Regions from separate parts of the Mus musculus genome. Here all the other regions are linked to region 3. Evidence: chromatin loops called from intact Hi-C (ENCODE). Cell type or tissue: left cerebral cortex. All regions are shown on one strand. Region 1 overlaps Eipr1 (EARP complex and GARP complex interacting protein 1). Region 2 has its middle 38 kb from the start of Gm31508. Region 3 overlaps Trappc12 (trafficking protein particle complex 12). Region 4 overlaps Gm31508 (predicted gene, 31508). Region 5 holds the start of Trappc12 (trafficking protein particle complex 12).

Region 1 (4,000 bases), 130 kb after region 3:
CTCTGCTGCCTGAGTACAGAGTCTGCGCATTACAGAGCTCTCTTGCAGAGCTCATGTCACACAGTGATTGTGTTAGCAGATTAAGCAGACCTTGGTATGTGGCCATGGTTGTCATGGGTATATGTGTCTCTAGAGGCACAGCAGCACTAGGGAGCTGGGGCAGGTGAGCTGTCACTTAGAGAGGGTCAGTCCTATCCAGAAGGTTCCCAGCTTACCGGGGATGAGGCACCTGGGGGCAGCTTCCTTGACTTCCAGCATACAAGTACTCTAGTCATACACCACTCCGAGGGGCACTGTAGGAAGCTGGGTATGAAAGTGCTTGCCTGGTTATGTTCTGCCTGTGAACATGCTACAGCGGCTGACCCAGTGCGTGTGGTTGTTGGCTCTCCTGAGTGCTCTTGAGTTTGACCTTGGTATTATCGTTCAAAGTAGCTCACCCTCTCTTTGGTTTCCCAGTGCCATCCTTGCACACTTTTCTCACATTTGCATGTTTTAAGTGTTTTACTTGAAAGTAATTACAGTCCCACTAGCAGTTGTAGGAATGACCTGGGAGCCCTGTGCACCCTTCAGCTGGGTTCCTATGGAAACTGCATGATGGCAGAACACCAGTGACTTCACCATCACCAGAAGTTTCATAAACAACCTGTGCTTATGTGTGGGAGCTCAGGTCCCAGTACCCCAGTATTGTCTCTGCTGCTGCTCGTGCCCTACAGGTCAGAAGTGTGTCTGATCCTCTCACTAAGGGAACAAGTCAGGGACCTCGCTCCTTGAAGCCATGTCAGCAGAACAGCCTGTCCTTGAGCAGTCACACGCCTGCTTTTGTTTGGGTCTCTAGCAAAGAGGAGTTGGATGCAGAGAGGGATGAGTCTTTCTTTTTTTTTTTTTTTTTTTAATATTTATTTATTTGTTATATGTAAATACACTGTAGCTGTCTTCAGACACTCCAGAAGAGGACATCAGATTTTTGTTATGGATGGTTGTTAGCCACCATGTGGTTGCTGGGATTTGAACTCAGGACCTTTGGAAGAGCAGTCGGCACTCTTAACCTCTGAGCCATCTCACCAGCCCCCGAGTCTTTCTTCTAATAGGAAAGGCTTGCAGCCCAGCGTGTGAAAAGATGCAAATAGTCCTGGGCTCTTGTCCCCAATCTTCCTAAGCATGCTCCCTGTAAGTGCTGAGTCTGGTCAGGGGCAAGGCTGTGTCTTTAGCACCACGGACAGCGCTCAGCCCAGTGGCAAGAAATGACTCACCACTGCAGTAGAGCTTCCTGGTCAGTGAGCCAGGGATGTTTCTCCAGTGATCCTGTGGAAAGATCTGCCAGTGTTCTGCAGCCTGGGGCGTGAAGCAGAGTGCACAGGCTTGCTGACTCCTTACAGGACTGTTGGGTTTGTGGCTTCACTACCACAGGAGCAGAAGTAGCTGTCATCACTTGGAATCTGGCTGTTGTCTCAGGTGTTGGGAACACTTCACCTCATCAGAGAAGGCTTCCAGTGTTTTGCCTTCATATGTCTTTGTACCACATGTGTGCTTGGTGCCACCTGGTGGGTAGAAGAGGATCCACTAACACTGGAGCTGCAGATGGCGTGAAGCACCATGTGGATGCTGAGAATAGACTTTGAGTGCTCTTGACCACTGAGCCATCTCTCCAGCCTGAGGATGGTCTTTAAAAAGATCTTCCATTTATGTTTTGTGCAGTTCTCCTTGAGTTCGTGGCTACACTGATACTTACATGATGGTTTACAATGCAGTATGTGTATTAACTCTAGGCCACCATGCTTGAATGCTTCCTAGAACTTCATACATGCCCAGTTGGTATATCCCAGCATGTTTGGGGTTCCTGATAAAGGGGAGGTTTCCGGGAACCCAACTTGTGAGAAGGGAAGGAGGTGATTACCTACCAAGAGTCATATAATGTAGCCGCGTCACCATGGTTCTAATGGCCAATTAGCCACAACAGGGTGATTCTGCCATTCCCTGTCTCCTTCTGGTGATCAGGAGCTCTCCAGCTACTTGTTAGTGAGCATTTTGTCCAACAGATGAAAAGCCAAAACAATAAAAACTTCAGTACATTGTGTTGTGTGTGCTCCCACCAGTAGTGTATGGAACAGTTCTGCAAACTACTCTCTTGGGTGATACAGATATCTTTCATAGAAGTTGCCTTATTAGTCAGAAGCTTTGAAGATGTATGTAAATTGAAGCCCATTGTGATATGTTCACATACCACCCCTAGCTGTCCAGGGTCTGGCTTGTGTAGGTGTCATAGTTTCTTAAGCATGCAGCGCCATGCAGGTATTTATTTCACTGGTAGCATTCTGAATAACTGTGGCGCTGCACAGCCAACTGACCCCTGCTGCCCAAGCCAGCTGCTAGAGAAGAAGACCCCTCCCCTAGGGCTAGAGTAAATATCACACTGAAATGCCAGCCAGGCTGAGCATGCGGGACACCCGGGAGGGCTGGTGTGTACAGCAAGATGGTGATTAGGAAGTAAAGGGCAGGAATGGTGTTGAGAGAGGAGAGGGAGGGGACCCTGAGTATTTGTCAGGAGTAGAAGACCTGGCCCGGTGTCTCTTTCCTTTCTGAGTTTGGTTTATATTAGGAAACAGAGGATGCTGCCAAACGGTGAAAGGAGAAAGTTGATGGTTGTCCAAAATCCTGTAAAGCTGCTTAAGGGAGGGTTTCAGAAGTTTGTGCTCTGACTGCCCCAAGACAGCAGAGATCTGCCGGTGATCACCGCAGGTCATCGTTAGATCAGCCACGACTGTAGAAGAGTCATCTCGGTGTTGCTGTAGTCCCTAAGCAGATACTCAGAAGCTGATTCCTGACTATTGCTCAGTACCAAACTTGTCTCTTAGATTGCTGCTTAGTTTGCTGAGGAAACGGACAGTTCTATGATGTCAAAGAATACTATAAATGTCCTTTGGTATTTTCTCAGAAACACTGTAAAAGGGGCTCTGTGTCATTATCCTTTGCCCATATGAGTATTAGAAAAGTTAAGTATTAATATGCAATCACAGACAGAATTTCCTGGAAAGAATCAAATACAGAAATCTGAAAATACAGTGTAGAAAGTATAGGTCATTATTTATAGCAAAGAGAAATTTATATTCTCCTCAAAATTTAGTTCATGTTTTCTGTAAAAAAATGTTTCAAGAGTGTGTTTTTGTTGGTCCTTTTCTGAACCAAGTGTCAATCAGAACACGGAAAGAAACAGAGAGTGCACAGTTGTGTCCTGTGGAAAGGAAGGAAGCTAGTCAATTCTGGCTGCTACCACCAAGTGCTGCAGACTGGGCAGCTTTTAATGGCAGAATTTCATTCCCATCAGACTCAATGTCAAAAAATCCAAGCATGTGTTCCCTGCAGACCTGGGGTCTGATGAAGTAAGTCCCTCTGCCCCGCTCACTGATGGCTCCTGTCACTGTGTTTTCCTGTATACACAGGAAGTTGAGCTCCCAGGGCCTGGTTGCTTTTGATGAGGCCATCAGTGGTATTGAAGGTCTGTTATTGAAGCTTGAGGTCCAATAACAATTTTAAATCTAAAGGTATGGTGATCCTATGTGTTAGGATGTTTCTCTATGGCTGCCACTCCTAAGGAGGTGAGAGATGAGAAGACAAAGAAGGACTTGCCTGGATGATCAGAAGGGCTTCTGATCCTCCTATATTAGCTTGTTCTTTATTTCAAAGTTTGCTGTAATTTAAAGGCTACCTTTGAGTTTGGTGAGACCTAGGAACAAGAGTCTTTGGAGTTATGTAATGTGTTCTTGGAAGTTAGGGGAGCATCACTTGGGCTCGGAGTGCTCTTCCTGACTCTTGGCTGGACTCCTATGCGGAGAGTGTAGAGGAGGCTGCTCTAAGTCTGAGCCACGTTAGGCCGCTGTGGATTTTGAATTCCCCACGATAATTAAGATGACCTGAGCCAGCTCTGCTTGTTCAGCTCTAAGACAGGAACAGGCTCTAGCATAGAGCTCTGTATGCCCTGTCCATCCTTCAACCCTGTCCCACC
Region 2 (4,000 bases), 170 kb after region 3:
CCATATCCTTTGATAGGTCAGAGAAGAAGGGTCGCCATCCTTAATCTGACACTTCCCATGGCCCGTGTGGCTGCTGCCACAGTTATATGGGGAAGTTGGAAACCCTTCTCTCTACCCACTACGGCAGAGCCCTGCCTTCTATTGAGTGGTCTAGGACCTTCTGCGGCTCATGGCACCAGGGTCCCGTCATACCAGACCTCCCCTAGTCCTGCCCTAACCCCGTGTACAGAAAGCAACTGAAAGAGAAAACTGCTTTATACTCTGAATCCCACTACAGGCTGGATGAAGGCTGGGAAAATCAAGGAACAAACAAGAGCAGGGCAGGGGTGAAGTGTGGCAGTTGGGTATCTGTTTGGTCAGCTGCTAGGTCCATGAAGGCCTGACCTTGGCCATCTTTCTTCATCTAGTTTCATAAAGTATAAAATGTCTTCTTCAATGATTGACATTTTGAGGATCTCCAACTCTGTGGTTCCCATCTGGAGCAGAGAGGATACTGTTGGGTGAGGGTCTGATACTCAGTAGGTACCAAGGGACCCTGAGGCCTCTCCAGGGCATACAGACCCCTTCATCCACATCTGAGCCCCCCCGCCAAAGCCTTCCCAACACAGACACAAACACACACACCACACCAGCTTCCCTGGTCTCCTCACTATCACAGACAGATCTACAAGAGTGCCTCTGAATTCTGTCCCCAAGACCAGTGTCTCCTTGTCGGGAAAGCCTTTCCCCCACACAGCCCTGCCCAGAGCTTCTGATGTCCCATGCTGGGAAAGGGAGAGGAAGACAAGCCATGTACCGTATCTGTCATCTCTGGGACCAGAGCTTCTGCAGGTCAGGGCAGTAGCCATCCATCACAGAAAAGGGAGTGGTCAGGAAGAACCAAGAAGAGTCAGTCAATGGAGGGAGTCTTCTGGGCCAGGGCGTAAGAGAGGAAAGTAGGGCCAGCATGAATGAATCTGAACAAGACCTGGTGTGTGGGATTTTAGGCTGGCTCATCGGGTCTCTGCTGGGAGAGGGGTGGGCATGCCGCTTCTCAGGGCAGCAATATGGGTTCCATAACCCTTAGGTTTGGGTGTCTTTATCTACGTAAGAGGTTCATCTGTCAACCATGATGGCATTGCACTTAAGGGTTTCAGATGGAAGCTGGCATGAGGGCCTATGCTGAAGCTGCTGTGTACACCTTGCTCACAGATGCCCTCAGAGGCCTGAGCCTACCAGACTGAGGGACACTGGGCTCTGCTAGACTAAGTAAGAACAATGTGGATGCCTTTAGTGAGGCAGGCCTCAGTGGTACCTGATGGACTGTTGCTGAGGCTACTGAGGCTGGGAGGCAAACAGCAGGTTTGTGTCAACAGAGCCCTGAGGAGGGGGATTGGAGGTGGGGGAGGAGTATGAGAGTGGGACTGGGAGGAGAGGACAGAGTGGAAGCTGTGGTCAGGATGTAAAGTGAGTAAATAATGGATAAAAGAAGTTTAGGGTGGAGGAGAGGAGCGTGATTTGAAAGGTCAGCCAGACTCATTTGGCCAATACTGCATCATCCTTCATACACACAGGCAACAGGGTGGGAGGCACCTGGGAGCTGAGATACACACCCAGGCAGGGCCCTGTACCAGTGTGGACTTAAGATGGGCCACAGGAGCAACTGGGAAGCTTGGGTGTTCTGCTCTGGGTCAGGTTGCTAAAAGTTATCTTAAAGCACATTCAGATGTCGCCTGGACTAAGGGATATTGCTAGCAGCGTGGTGCCCGGCTTATAGGGTGCACAGGCAGAGGTACAGAGCTGGGTAGGAGAGTGGAGGAATAGTGAATCATTATCTGTGGTGTGCTTGCTGGTGGCACTGGTGGGGAAGGGGCAAGCCATCCCCTTCAGGGAAGTTTGAGAGGCTTATAAGATGCACAGGTGGGCTCCCTCTCCTAGGGATGTTTGAATAGTTGATGCCAGAGGCCCCCAGCCCTTCCTCAGTATATAGAAGTTGATGAGCTTCCCCAAGAGGAATGAACATCATCCTGGAGGAAGAGCAGATCCCGAATCTGTTTCTCAAAGAGCCTTCTCACTCAGTCCCCGAGGAAGTGCAGAGTGTGTAGGTGGGCGGCAATTTGCTGGTCTGGAGCCTGCCGCTCAGATAAGCTCAGAGATGCGTAGGAGGCGTCTCCTTGCTTGTGAAATGAAATCACAGTCCCCGTTCTGTTCACTTGGGTGTTTGCCTCCGCCGAAGGAGACAACAGCCTGTGACAGGCACACACGTGGCCAGGATGCACTTTGGCTCTTGGGTGACAACTGTGGGCGTGCCAGGCATGGTGAAACAGTCTGAGTGAGCTCCTTGACCATATAGCACCACGCTGCCTGCCCATCAGAGCCAACTACATGGCCAGCCTCAGTGCCCCCATAGGCAGGGCTGTCAGGATAGGCCTGCACTGATCTCCTAGACCTTAAGCATCTGATTCTGATTGTTGGCTTTTGTTGCAAAGAAAGCATCATGAGGTTACCATGGAAGGACATCCGTGTCTTAGTTCTCTCCTGAGCAGAGCCAGTCCTACAGCTCCAGCAGCAGCTCAGCAGAGGAGGCAGCACCCTGCCTCTATCCAGGTCACCAGCTCACACAGATTAACCACAGGCCATGCCATGCAGACCTGTGCCGCAGCTCATGGATCACTGTTGGAGTGCCTGTCGCCAAGCTGTGATTTAAAACCAGGTGTGGTCATAATTCTTAGTTCCTCCCGCTCATGCCTGGCAGTTCCTTGGTGCAGTGCCTCATCGCCTGCTGAGGAATGGCTTTTGTGGGGGCATTGCCCTTCGACACAAATGCCACGGAGGCCCACATTGGTCAGGGTTCCCCAAGGTCAGTGCAGACCACCCTCTGGTCCTGTGTAGTGCTGTGCAAAATAGCTGTGTGTGACCGAGCACGCATTTGTCAGGACACCCACCAACCCCCACCATGGTCTCAGAATTTAAGGGGCTGTACTTGCTGGGCTGGCTTGGTCGCTGCTTCGATGCAGAAAATAACTGAGCTACTCTTGAGGTCTGCAGCTATCAATAATTGTTAAAAGCCTTCCAGACCAATTACACAGAGAGCTGGAGCTACGAGCACTTGGGCAAATCACCCCACCTGCAGCTCACCTCTCTCATCTCTTCTTGCTGTGTGACAGTTGCACCTAGTGATCCATGCCCAGCTGTCATGGTAAGTGATGCTGTGGCACATGAGCTCACCCTTGGTGCTCTGCACTCCTGAGGTACCAGCAAGCACACAATGCCAGTCACTCAGCACTGTCCCAGTGCTGGTCAGGACAGCTGCATGGCCTTGAGGTACCCAGGTTATACTGTTGCCTTCAGCCCGTCTGACTGTGGAGTCCCCACTGCGTTCACCTGAATGGTCATTTCCTGATTCCTGTTGGTCTCAGGGTGTTCTCGGCAGCAGTCTTCTAGCCTTTACTGGTGAAGCTCCAGGGGTTTGAGGTCAGCTAAGGCACAGCAGCAGCAGCCAGCCTGCTCGACCCTAAGGCTCAGTGCTTTTCCATGTCTTGGCTGCTGGCCTTTCGGGGACTCAAGGGGCATAGGAGCAGGTTCTGAGTGGGGTGGATACTGCAGCATATGCATCAGGTATACTAGAGTAGATACGGGAGTATAGGTATTAGGGTAGCTGTTGGGGGGATGCACTGGGGTACATTAGGGTAGATTCTGGGGTAGATATTTAGGCAGGTACTGCGTATGGATAATAAAGTAGGTACTGAGATAGGTGTTGGGATATACTGCTTGCATTTTGTAGGGGCAGCAGCATGTGGGCAGTGCATCCTGGAGGCAAACCTGGCACTCTTAACAGGGAACTTCCTTTTTTGCTGTATTTTTGTAAAAAGCTGGAGCAGAGTAGGTACTGGGGTATAGATATTAGGGTGAGTACTAGTGTAAGTATTCAGGCAGTTACTAACATAGATAATAAAGTAGGTTCTGGGGTGGGTACTGAGGTATATTAGGGTAGGTACTGGGGTATAGATATTAGGGTGAG
Region 3 (4,000 bases):
CCCACTTCCTAAGCAGAAGCCAGAGATCCCTGTATTTGGTCCCTCCCTCTTTTCTGGCAGAGCTGTTGTAAGGACTCGTAGTTCTGCACCATTTCATCCTTCAAACACATAAGCCACACTTTGAAAGTGTCTCACTTTTCTGTGCTCAATATTGAGGCAAAATACCTGCATTGAAATGACCCACCAATCAAGTTTACTATGACAGTGAGGGCATATGGATGTCACTGTGACCTATAATGACATGTAGTTACTGCTGCTCTATAGAGGCAGGTGTCCAGAGGCACTGAAGGCGCTGTGGCCTTGGCGTCTGTATCCTGCAGATTGAGCTTTGTCTTCAGTGCTTCAGCTCTGTGCACCTTCCTAGCAGCAGCCTCACACCACTCCTGCCTGCAGCCCCTCCTTGAGGCTAAGTCTCTCTACCACCCACCTAGTATCCACTTCCCACTTTTGGTCCACAGTACAAAAAGGTATGAGAGTTGGGTTCAGTGAGAGGGTTCAAAGGTCAGCTCCTCCTCCAGCCTCTGTAGCGTGCAGCCGAGCAAACACTGTGGCAAGAGCCGTGCCAAGCACTTGTTTCCTCTCAGTTACAGCTCATGGTGACCAGTCCAAGGCTGGCACTGCTCATTTCCTCCTAACCATAAGATTCTGGGAGGTATTTCACTTCTCTACTCTAAACTTTAAGTTTCCTCTAAACTGGGACTACAGCGACTGAGCTTGCTAATTGGGAGGTTATAGAGACAGACGACAAGGAAAATTCCAGTTTGGCAGGGGTAAAAAAAAAAGAAGACTCTCCAGTCTGGTACCTTCAAGTGCAGCTCGTTAAAACTAATTTTATTCAAGGCCTGATGCTCACAAGGAGCCAGACCACACATGCCTTGATTTCCTCTCCTACCACGTTTGCTGCCTGTCACTGCGGCCCCGCCCAAGGCCAGCCGGCCTTATTTCTCATTGTGCCAGCAGGTGCACGTGGATGTGTGTGTGTGTGCATGCACCATGAGGTGTCAGGGGAGAAGGCAGCCTTTGGGCAGTCAGGGTCATGGCTGAGGGGACACGGACACGCCACCCTGTGCGACTTGAGGGCCTGCTCTCAGGCTGACCAGGGTCTAGCCCATGGCCCCTAAGGTCCATCCTGGTCTCCTCCTCCAACCTGGTACGTACCCTTACGTTTTATTTCACCGAGCAGAGGGCAGGCTGTGCCGAGTCACAGTACTGCATCTGATCACAGGCCATCGTGACCTAGGCTCCACCCTGCTCATGATGCTTCTGATGGACAGCTCATGGAGGGCCAGGGTGCATGGCATGGAGGGTCAGTATGCCTCAGGAGTAAGCCCTGCTAGGATCTTAGATTTTTTTGATTGGCATTGCTGCCTTTCAAACTTGCCCTAGGGTCAAGGGTACATGCTACTGAGAATGGCCCAACAGAAAAGAAACAGGCTATAAATATACCCATTATATATAACTTTTTTGAGACTGAGTCTTACGGTATAGCTCTGTACAGCCTGTAACTAACTATAGAGACTCAGTTGGTCTTGAACTCTCAAGAGATCCATCTGTTTCTGTCTCCCATGTTGGTGTTAAAGGTATGTACCACCAGGTTCAGTTTTGATAGGATTTTACAGTTCTCCTAGGAGGCAGGGTGGATCCACAGGTTTGGGACTGATCCGAAAAAGCAGCAGCAGAGAAGGGGTTGTCAGGCAGGTGCTATCGGCATCAGTGTCAGCATGTGTCAACAAGCCTGGGGGCGGTTAGAGGGAGTGTTCAGGGCTGTCACTGACGGCCACCTAGTTGGCTGTTAGTCAATGAAATCACTCATTCTGGGAACCTGGAGGCCAGCTGACAACAGCTTCTTGTAGTGTGTCCGCTCTACTCTTCTGACTACACTGACCTGCCCTTGAATAGAAATACAAACACTCATATGTGGGCAAAAGCATTCTTGCCTGACTTGCACCTAAAAACTGCATTGGCTGAGAGACTGCTAAATTGTATTAATGGCTGTTCTGTTGCCAACAAAGGCTTTATGTAGTGTTTTCCAAGCAAAGAGGAGGCACCCTGTGTGTGGCAGGCTCTTCCCCACAAAAGAGAAGCCACAATAGTCAATGCTGTGTGGGAGGTATAAGGACGTGAAGCTGAAAACTGTCCAGGTATCTTATGGCTACTGTGAAACCTCAGGATATCACATTTATGAACGAAGGGCTTTGTCTTGCAAGCGGGTGTTCCTGGAAATATATAGTGGGACTCTCAGAACTAGAACATATGAGCAAATTTCTTATCATTAAAAGGCTGATTAATTAGGTCATTGTTAGCTGGCACACAGGCCCCAGCTATGCAGCCCAGCTACTGTGGCAATACTTGTCGTGTCCACTAGATGGCAGCAGACTGCATGTGCTCACATCCACTTTCCTTACAGCATTTCTTTAACTCATGAAAATCAAGATTAAATCAAACTTTTAATTTAAATTACATCCATGGAGAAAGTATTTTTGAGACATGATAATCCGTCCCGTTCAGAACCTTGGGTGACAGGATGTCACAGGCAGACGTTTGGTGCCTGTGCCTACATTGCTGGCGGTGTCACTACTGCAGTAAAACAAAGGAAAGCGTTTTTTGTTACACTATTTTCTAACAGAGTCTCTCAGAAAGGCAAGCTGAGTGCACTGCAGCTGAGCAGCGACTTCCTCCCTGAGCATCTTCAGCCTGTGGCTGGGCACCACCAGTGCTGCAAGCCTAAGAAGGCAACCAAGGCTCAGAGACTTCAGGAGACTGGAGGCTCCCGGTGCCTTCTCAGGCTGCTACAGGCCACAGCAGTGAGGAGAGGCAGGCCTCACAGGGGGCGGTGGGACAGAAGGAAGCAGGCCCCTCCTTGGCTGAGGGCTGCAGCCCATGGGGAGGTGGGGGAGGCTCTGCAATGATGTCACCAGGGAGGTGGATGTGGGAAGATACCAGGAACAAAGTGGCCCTGTGGCAACAGACCATGTGCAAATATCTCACACAGAACTTCTAAAAGCTGTAATGTGTTCAAGAGTCGGAAAGAGCTGTGAGGACAGCTGGAGAGGTTTTAGGAAACCCATTCTTCTGTGTCAAGGTCACCTACTACAAGAGCCTGTCTACACCCAATGTCACACGTCACCTGTCTGCAGAGGTGCAGAGGAAACACACTGTCCTATGGCTGGGCTGTGGTCACAGACTTTCCTGCCAGGTCCAAGGAGCTGGCCACGTGGAGGGCTGCCAGTCGCTCTAAAGCGAGGAGCACGCTCTTCCCCTTGGTAACCTGCCCGCTGGCGGCCGCTCAGTCAGAGCAGGACGACCTTGGCTGAGGATGAGCTGATGAGCCGTCTCACCACAGCTCGGAAGGTGTTAACAGCGCTGCTCTGGGCGTCTGCTGCTGACAGATTCCGTGGCGGCTTCAGTGCCTGCCTGCAGCTGGCAGCAAGGCCGCCAGCTCTGTGGCAGGCCACCCGTGCCCAGGGCGGGAGGCAAGCCAGGCATGGGATGTATTTGAAATGAGAGAGAAGCTGAAAACCCGCTGGCAGGGCCCACGTGGAGAATGGACTGGAAATTCAGTGACTGACAGCCCGGCAGAGCTCCCCGAGTCACACTGGCTCCTCAGGTGCACAGCTCGGGGTGAGGTCCTCACAAGAGGGTCTGGTGGGAAAGACTGCCTTCAGATGTCAAATCCATCAATCATTAAAAAATGACCCTCACAGTAAAACAATCAGAACAAAGGTGAGATTTTCTGGATGGAGTTCAGAGGAAAACGCCCATTTTCGGGCGGAGTGAGCAGTTTTAATTAGACTGTTTAGACCTAGGCCCGTGCAATTAAATTCAGCAATATAAACTGTTTTCTGTGGAAATTTTACAACGACAAGTTAGGCCCCCAAGTGTGAGTGAACTCTACTGAGCAATCTAGGCCACACTGAAGACTGCTGAGGCCCACGGCTCACTTCCTTGTCAGGCCTATTGGAACACGCAGCACTTCCTTGCAGCCTCTAGCTGACACTGT
Region 4 (4,000 bases), 280 kb after region 3:
GGATTAGATTCAAGAAAAGCATGGGGAAATTTATATTTTTAAAAAATGTGTTTAGTTGAAATAGAATTATACAGCTTCCCCTTTTCTTTTCCTCCCTCAAGTCTCTTCTAGATATCCTCCTCAAATCCCTCCCATGCCCTCCCACTCTCAAGATGATCGCCTCTTTCTCTCTGGTTATATTGTGTGTGTGTGTGTGTGTGTGTGTGTGTGTGTGTGTGTGTGTGCATATATACATCTGTGTACACACACACACGCACATTGATGCTTGTATGTATATGGTTTCAAGGCTGATCACTCTGTATTGAACAACCAATAAAAGCACTCATTGCTGGAAAGGCTAATTTTCATCCCAGCTGTCAAGAATTGCCCAATTGCCTACAGTTCTTTGCCTAGGGGTGGAACCCTGTGAAATTTTCTTCCTTTTACACTGATATGTCCATTAATACTGCTACTGATCCAGTCTTGTTTATATGGGTTTCTCCTCCTCCCTCTCCTCCTCTTCCTTCTCTTCCTCTCCTTTCCTCCTTTTCTCCTCCTCTGACCCACTGAATCCAGTGTGTGCTCCCTATATTCACATAGGTTTGAGGTCACCCACTGGAGAGTTGTGGACCTACCAGAAGATACACCCTTAAGGAAAACTGAGTCTGCCTTCCCAAGGAGCCATTAACTGCCAATAGCTCCATAGCTACAGGTGGGAGGTTGTGAGCTTGCAGACTGGCTTGTTCTTGTACAGGTCTTGTGCGGACAGCCACATGTGCTGTGAGTTCATGAGTCCTGTGGTATTTTTATGTCCAAAAAATACTGTTTCACCAGAGTCCTTTTTGATCTCTGGTTTTTAAGGTCTTTCTACTCCCTCTTCCTCCACAGTCCCTAAGTCTTAATTTGGTTTTGTTAATGTGTCTCCTATCTTTCTTTTAAATTTTGTTATGAAAAAATTTAAAATTTAAATGTACTTGAAGAGGCACAGACACCACAATTAACCAATCTAATCATTATCCTTACCTACAATTATCAATATGTTATCAGATTCTCCTATCTGCTTACCACTGTCAATAACGGACACCTGTTTCACCTGTAGATGCTTTTGTCTGTGTCTTTAAAACTAAAAGGTTTAAATGTGACTATGCTTCCATACCTAACAAGATTCATAGTGTATTGGCATTCTATCTACTCAGCTCTCATCTATCTATCTATCTATCTATCTATCTATCTATCTATCTATCCATCCATCTATCCTTTCCTTGGCTGTCCTTGGAGATTCCTGGAGATCATTCCACATGGGAGAGAACACACACTTGGCATGCTAGTGAGAGCTCATGAGAAGCAGGGTCCCAAGCCTGATGCCCATGAGCTGGCATTACTGTGCTGTGCTCACAAGGACTTCATTTAGATATGTTTATGGATTCTGGGTCCTTAAGTCATTATAGTGAGATAAAGTGCCTCTTGCCTGAAAGCAGAGAGGGCAAAGCAGGTGTTAAAATCTTTTCTAAGTTTGGGTATGGTGGTTCATGTCTATAATTCTAGCACTAGTAGGGCAAAGGCAGAGAGAGTGTGTTCAGAGCCTGCAGCCAGTCTGGGCTACATAGTGAGTTCCAACCCAGACTGGGCTGCAGAAAGATACCCTGTCTTGAAAACATTTCCAGCAATGGGGTCAATGGTTCTTTGACAAATAAAAGTCCTGAAGCCACAGCTTTTCAGCTCTGTGTGCACCTGTTTGCCTTGAGCTTGCCACTGTCAGCCAACATTTGAATTAGAGGCCTCAGCCTTCCATGTAAAGGCTCCATTTCAGTTTGAGGACTTTTGAGCAAGGCTCAGGGCCATCCTTTGTAATGTGTGCCAGTGTTTCCCAGCTCGAACTGAAGCATTACCATGGCAACAGAGAGCATGTGAAACCGACAGGTTCCAGAATGAACTGTTTGAGGCACACCAACGCAGAGCGCCGAGGGAGAGCTTTATTTTCTACATGATGGCACATCTGCTGTTAAGGAATGTTAACTCGGTATTTCTTTCTTCTCAAAAAGCATTGCTGGTGCAGGGCAGGGAGATGACCTGGAAGATGAGAAGAAAAAAGAAAACTACTCCAGTTCTTGGTGGGGTGTCCTGGCTGGACCTTGGTGGGTCCTGTCTGAGCTGGTGGCTCTGTGGCTCCCCCTGCAGGCAAGCCACTGTGCCCTTCTCTGATGGTGTTTGTAGAGTCTCTGTCCTGAGCTCTCTGTGGACAGGAGAGGAGACAGGAGGTGGGGTGGGTGGACAAAGGATAACATAGACTGGAATGCGGTGGCATAAGGGCTGTGCCACTGAGAACAGGAAGTACAATGGTCTGCCAGAGGCTGGGAGCAGCTCTTTACTGGAGATGAGAGCTGTGCTCAGGCTCAGGCAGAATTAAGGTGCAGGTGGGTGGGTGGGGGAGGGTGCAGTGAAGGGTGCAGAAGGTAAAGGGTAGGTGGAGGTGGGGAGGGTAGAGAGGTGGTGGAGGGGGCTGGGTTGGAGGTGGGTGGTGTGACTTGTAGGTCATGGTACAAGTGGGATAGAGAGTGTATGGAGATGTGTGAATGCACTGGTGAGGTGAAACCAGACGGGCTGAGGGAGGAGGTGAGTTGGGGTGGAACTGCGGTTAAACACATCAGGAATGCTTCAGCAAGCCAAAAAGCTTTTGCGCACAATGTATAGTGTGACTGGCTTTGCTGTCCAACACAGCACTGTGCACAGGCATGCTTGCTGTACAATACACAGCACCATGCACAGTCACTGTGTCCTCTACCATACAGTGTGGCAGGCTGTGCTGTACAATACACAGCACCAGGGGCAGGCAATGTCTCATTCACCATGCACTAGAGCTTGGCTACGGAGCGTGACTAGAGTGTTTCTAAGATGGAGAAACAGAATCAAATTCTTCAGGGTAGAAGCAGTAATTATATTGATGTTCATACATGCACGCGCATGCGCGCGCATACACACACACACACACACACGTACAACAGACTGAGGTTTCAGAGATACAGTACTAGACACCTTTGGGGTGGGCCCCTTGGTGCCTATGTGCACCATTGAGTTTAGAGTCCTGGGTCAAGGGCAGAGGCCCTGCTGCAGCATGACTGTCTATGAGAGGGCTCTAGCCAGCCAAGAACTTCTGTGTCTGACTGTCCTTGCTGCCTGTCTGTCCTGGTTCCTGTTCTCTCCTTGGTTTTATGGTGAGGGAGGTGTGTCTGCCTCCCTCTCTGAGTAAGTAAGGGCTTACTCTGCAGGGAGGTCCGACTCAGAGAACAGGGCAATGATGCCTCTTCCTGTGTAGGAAGTGGAACGGACCCAGACCCAGGCCAGCCCTTCCTCAGGCAGTTCCTCCTGTTTCTACCCACCTGCTACTAGGCATCTGTCCTTTGTTTCTTTGCCTCCTCTCTTTTCAAACAATGGTTTCTGTCTTGACCCCTCTCCTTCCTTTACCTATCAGCATCTTTTCTGCTTGCCTTCTCTTTCCTCTCTCTTCTGCACTCCATTAATCCTCCCTCCACACCCCACACAGCTTCAGGCTACACTTGGAGCGCATCTCTTTGAGGCCTTTTGCTGACATGTGCCACCCTGGTCATGCTATAGCCTCGGTTTCAGTTAAGATGTCACCAGCGCTCAGCCATTAACTGAGAAATTCAGGTGCTGAAATGGGTCCCTGTAGTAGGGACTGGTGCTTGCCAGGTAAGTATAAAATCTTGGGTTTGCTCTCTAGCCCCGTGTAAACAAGACATGGTGGCGCGAGCCTGGAAGAGGAGCAGAGAGAATCATATGTTCAAGGCCATTCTCCAGCTGCATAGTAAGTTGGAGGCCAGTTTAAGATCCATGAAAGCCCCTTTCAAGAAAGGAAAAAGAAATGAAGGCCTTTGCAGTATCGGAGTAGCCAATAGTCCATGCCATCCTGCTGTGTGTAGGTAACAAAGACAGTCATGTGTACGGATGTCCTGTCCTGGGCTCTAGGATCTGCTCTCTCGGCAAGAGCACCCATGCCCAGAAG
Region 5 (4,000 bases), 51 kb after region 3:
AATAGCAACACATCTTGAGCGTGAAAAGAAGCGCTTGTGAACAGCTAGAAGGTAACCATTGGCACCAGTGTGAAGCTCATCCGTGGACACTGCTCTGCTCTGCCCAGACCCTCCACTCAGGAATCCAGTATGAAGCCGCTTCCCCAGCAGACTCTGAGGCATGCTGGGAGCACTGACCTGATGATGCCTTTTGGCCCCTCTTTCTGTCAGGCTACGGTAGTCTTCTCTGTTGGCTATTGTAAGCCCTGACTGCATGAGGTGTTGCTGTCTACCGGCTGCCCCAGCCTGCTCTGTGCTATTTGCCCTCTTTGCTTCCTGAGCGCCAAGTCCTCTGAACTGGAACGCACAGCCACCACAGTCCATTCCTCACGGCAGGACACCCATGCCGCAGCACCAATGGGCTTTCCTTCCCTTGGACAGGTGAGTAACAACACAGCACTGCAGGCGTGCGCCAGTTAGCGCATCCATTTACTTGTCAAATGGATGCTTGGGTTCCTTCTAGCCTCGAGCAATCGTGCACAGTGCTTCTGTGAACAGGATGTGTGTCTGTGTGTGTGCGTCTTTGAGACTCTAATTTCAATTCTTTGGTACAGCAAATTCCTATTTCAATGCCCAGAAATCAATGTGCTAGATCATGGCCATCAAATTTTTCTTTTGAGACTGGGTCTTATGTACCCAAAGCCACAGTAAACTTAACTGTTGCTATGTATCAAGGACCACTTTGATCTCTCTCTCTCTCTCTCTTCCCCCCCGCCCCCCGACAGGGTTTCTCTGTATAGCCTGTCCTGGAACTCTCTCTGTAGATCAGGCTGGCCTTGAACTCAGAAAACTGCTTGCCTTTGACTCCCAATTGCTGGGATTAAAGGCATGCACCAACACTGCCCGACCACTTATTTGTTTTTAAAGAGAGAGTTTCTCCAAGTAGCCCTGGCTGTCCTGGAACTCACTCTGTAGATCAGGCTACCCTCGAACTCAGAGATCAGTCTGCCTGTGCCTCCTGAGCGCTCAGAGAAAAGGACCACCACTGCCAAGAGCAATCACAGACCTGCAGTTCCTTCCTGCAACAGCATACACACACTCCGATTTCACCACACACTGGCTGGCTGATACTTTTTTTTTTTTAACATTTATTTAGCTTTTTAATATGTGTGAGAGTTTGTTTTTATAAATCAAGGTCGTAGGTAACCTAAGCTGGCCTTAAATTTGTTATATAGCCTAAGACGACTTTGAACTCCTGAACATCCTGCCTCTACTTCTCAAATGATACAGGCTCAGCACCAACACCTCGTCTTACTGTATTTATTCATTTGTCTATTTATGGTCAGAAGACAATCATGTGGAAGAACAACTCTTCTTCCATCGTGTGGGTCCTGTGGATGCAGCTCAGATTATCAGGAATGGTGACAGACACTGAGCCATCCTGTCAACCCTTGTTTTAGTTTTTAGACTCTATTCATTCTTTCTTTCTTTTGAGGGGGTTGGGGTGTCTCCCTATTTAGCCCAGACTGACCTCAAACTTAAAATATTCCACATCACAATCTCCCGAATGCTTACAGGAAGGAATCACTTTTCCCACACAACACTACTCATTCGTCAGTGGTCAGGTTATGTCTATGGCACCCCATCCTCTATCTCTTAACCCCGACTCTGGCTTACTGCAGTGCTTCATTTATTGTGGGGCTATGACACACCGAGGTCGACAGGAGCAAAAGTTGGGGCAAACCAAAAACATAGCTCGAACACTGGTGATGTAACACGGGCACCTTCTAAGCATGCTAACGAACCCGCACTTTATACACATAAAACCGAGGTCAGGAGGGTGTGTACCTTGTCCAAAACCACAGGGAGCACACAGAATTGGCTAAAGCCCGAAGGAGCCAGCCCCTCGTGGGGCTACTCTGCGTGGCCGAGAGCGGTTGATTACGCGAGGACGCCGCCCTCTGTGGGAAGGTCAAGGGTACCGGCGACCCTCCTCACTGCGACCCGCTCCTCACCTGCCACCCGCCCCTGAGGTCGGGTCACCCACAGGCGAAAAGGGTCCGAAGAGATGACGGAAGACCGGAAGTAAACTCAAGATCCAAGGTCCCGCGCGTTTGTGCGTCTGCGTGTGCTGGCCGCGGAGACCCGACTTCCGCACATGCTCAGTTTGGGAGCCGCTAAGCTCTCCACTGGAAGCCGGGCGCATATCCGGCTCAAGAGCTGTGGGCGGGGCCTAAGGCCAAACTGGGTAGGGGACAAGGATGGTCCTGGAGATTGAAGAAAATCGTCTGTCCTTGGGCCTGTCACCAACCAAGGATGTTTTTTCCTAGGATTTTATCTTTGTGCTAGTTGATTCTCCACGTTTCCCCCCTTGTGTCTGTGGCAGTGTGTGCTAACATCCGTAAAGTTGCGGGGAGGAATTAAGGAGTCAAGAGTCAGCCTTGCTTGCTGAACTCATGGTTGGTTGAGAATCGTCCTCAAGTCAAGAACCTTGCTTTCTTGATTTTCTGTGTCACATTTCTATGACAACGTAAAAACACAGCTCTCATCTCAAAGGGAAGAAGAATTTATTCTGTGAGTGACTATAGCTTGGGAACATAGATTCAGGTCACCGTAGATTCTGCCCTACATGATAACAATTTGATGAAGTTTTACAGTAACAACCAAAAATACCTACTTCTTAAGCACACTTCGGAAGCAGTGGGTAGGTGGGTAGGTCTCAGGTGCTATCTCATGACTTTCATAGCTTTGGGATCGGTGGAAGCTAGTTGCCAGAGGTTTTATCAGAAAGTCAAGGTAAGACAAAGGTGGGCAATGGATGACTACTAAGGGGGCTAATGGTAGCATCACAGAAACTGCTGTCATGAAGGTCAGTCAAGAGATAATGGCAAAGTCAAAACACAGAAGAAACGCGTGTGGAGATCCAGAACTTCATAGAACCAAGACAGTTCATTTCCTATGGTGCATTCTTGCAGTATTTTCCATGCCAGGTCCTAGAGCCTTCTGTCTCTGAGAGCTCTGGACAGTTTAGATCGTGGGCTTAGTTGTGTCTCTGTGCAGGACTGGGTGGTTACGTGAAGTGCACACCGCTCGCTGTATGTCACTGCCCACTTACACCATCACCACAGTCTTGACTCAAGCTTGCAGCATCTTATCTTTAAATGGACATCTAAGAGCCTGCTTCTGAGGCTGGATCGAAGGTCCTGGCAGTGGGTTGGGCAGTGCTCTGGTGCTCAGGACCACGGTTTAGGAGTAAAGCTCTGCCAACCATAATGCCAAGTTAACTGTTCTCTTTAGGGCTCAGATCTTTGGAACTTGAGGGAGCAGCGCAGGATAAGAGCGCCGCCCTGATGGACGTCCATTCCCGCTGCTTTTGCTCCGGGCCCGGCCTTCCAACCCAGGATCTCCTGTAGCTGCTGGGTCTCATGAAAGGCCAAATGAGCATGCGCAGAATAAAGGCCCAGCTGCCATTGGCCACCGGGGAGGAGCGTATTGATGACGCGACGAAGAAAACAGGAAGTGAGCCGTCAGGGAGCCGGTCTGGGTCTCGTAGTCCATTTTTCAGGCGGGGAATGAATGGGTTCTGAGCGATCCCTGGTGAGGGGGGACTCGAGCTCTGAGGCGTGAGTAGCTGGGTAGGCAGAGTATCATGGAAGACGACGCCCCGGTGATTTACGGGCTGGAATTCCAGGTGAGCATGGCGGAGTCGGTGAGGTGCCGCCTGTGCCTGGCCCTCACCAGAGAGCGCCCACACTCAGTCTGGTTCCAAGGATTCTGGGCTTCAAGGCCCGGATTTGGGGAGAGGGTACGCGCAGGGAGTGTGGCCAAGTGAGGGCCAGGGCTGGCATAGACAGCAGAGGGTGAGCACTCGGCCTCGCAGGTGACTTGATTACACTCGCACTTCTGGGGTCTTGAGTAGCAATTATTGACCATTGAGTTGTGTGTTGGATACTGCTCAGTACAAGAGCATTAAAGAGGGACTTCGTGGGGAGGGGAGTTGCTGGCTGGCTGGTCTGTTATG

The links. Hi-C counts contacts between places; a loop is a spot of excess contacts. Peaks named below come from ENCODE experiments on the same cell type or tissue, not always from the same donor. Only the 100,000 strongest peaks of a DNase experiment are listed, where the experiment ranks them.
Region 1: it touches region 3 in a loop (2.1-fold over the local background); 13 of 42 quality-filtered maps call a loop at or near these places.
Region 2: it touches region 3 in a loop (5-fold over the local background); 2 of 42 quality-filtered maps call a loop at or near these places.
Region 4: a loop joins it to region 3, with 2.6 times the contacts of the local background. A loop is called at or near these places in 4 of 42 quality-filtered maps.
Region 5: it touches region 3 in a loop (2.2-fold over the local background); 6 of 42 quality-filtered maps call a loop at or near these places.

What each region holds. Positions count from the first base shown.
Region 1 is chr12:28,830,007-28,834,006 of GRCm38, forward strand. All of the region lies in intron 4 of Eipr1 (EARP complex and GARP complex interacting protein 1), which reads left to right. Among named protein-coding and RNA genes, the nearest start is that of Gm46345, 65 kb to the left of the region's middle. In left cerebral cortex, a CTCF peak has its summit at 1,544 (motif pointing left); a DNase peak (open chromatin) is centred at 1,528; H3K27ac peaks cover 246 bases.
Region 2 is chr12:28,870,332-28,874,331 of GRCm38, forward strand. No RefSeq gene overlaps it. Among named protein-coding and RNA genes, the nearest start is that of Gm31508, 38 kb to the right of the region's middle. In left cerebral cortex, no CTCF peak of the experiment used is centred here; a DNase peak (open chromatin) is centred at 2,133; H3K27ac peaks cover 2,958 bases.
Region 3 is chr12:28,697,495-28,701,494 of GRCm38, forward strand. All of the region lies in intron 8 of Trappc12 (trafficking protein particle complex 12), which reads right to left. Among named protein-coding and RNA genes, the nearest start is that of Mir6937, 20 kb to the left of the region's middle. In left cerebral cortex, a CTCF peak has its summit at 2,352 (motif pointing right); DNase peaks (open chromatin) are centred at 892, 2,366, 2,679, 2,872 and 1 more place; H3K27ac peaks cover 3,741 bases.
Region 4 is chr12:28,972,795-28,976,794 of GRCm38, forward strand. All of the region lies in intron 1 of Gm31508 (predicted gene, 31508), which reads left to right. Among named protein-coding and RNA genes, the nearest start is that of Gm31508, 65 kb to the left of the region's middle. In left cerebral cortex, a CTCF peak has its summit at 2,146 (motif pointing left); DNase peaks (open chromatin) are centred at 1,889 and 2,671; H3K27ac peaks cover 2,913 bases.
Region 5 is chr12:28,748,335-28,752,334 of GRCm38, forward strand. Trappc12 (trafficking protein particle complex 12) reads right to left here and starts at 2,066. Exons shown (of 12, transcript NM_178811.5): 1 at 1,828-2,066. Eipr1 (EARP complex and GARP complex interacting protein 1) reads left to right here and starts at 3,485. Exons shown (of 9, transcript NM_201357.3): 1 at 3,485-3,670. The coding sequence starts at 3,629. In left cerebral cortex, no CTCF peak of the experiment used is centred here; DNase peaks (open chromatin) are centred at 2,153 and 3,444; H3K4me3 peaks cover 2,730 bases; H3K27ac peaks cover 2,254 bases.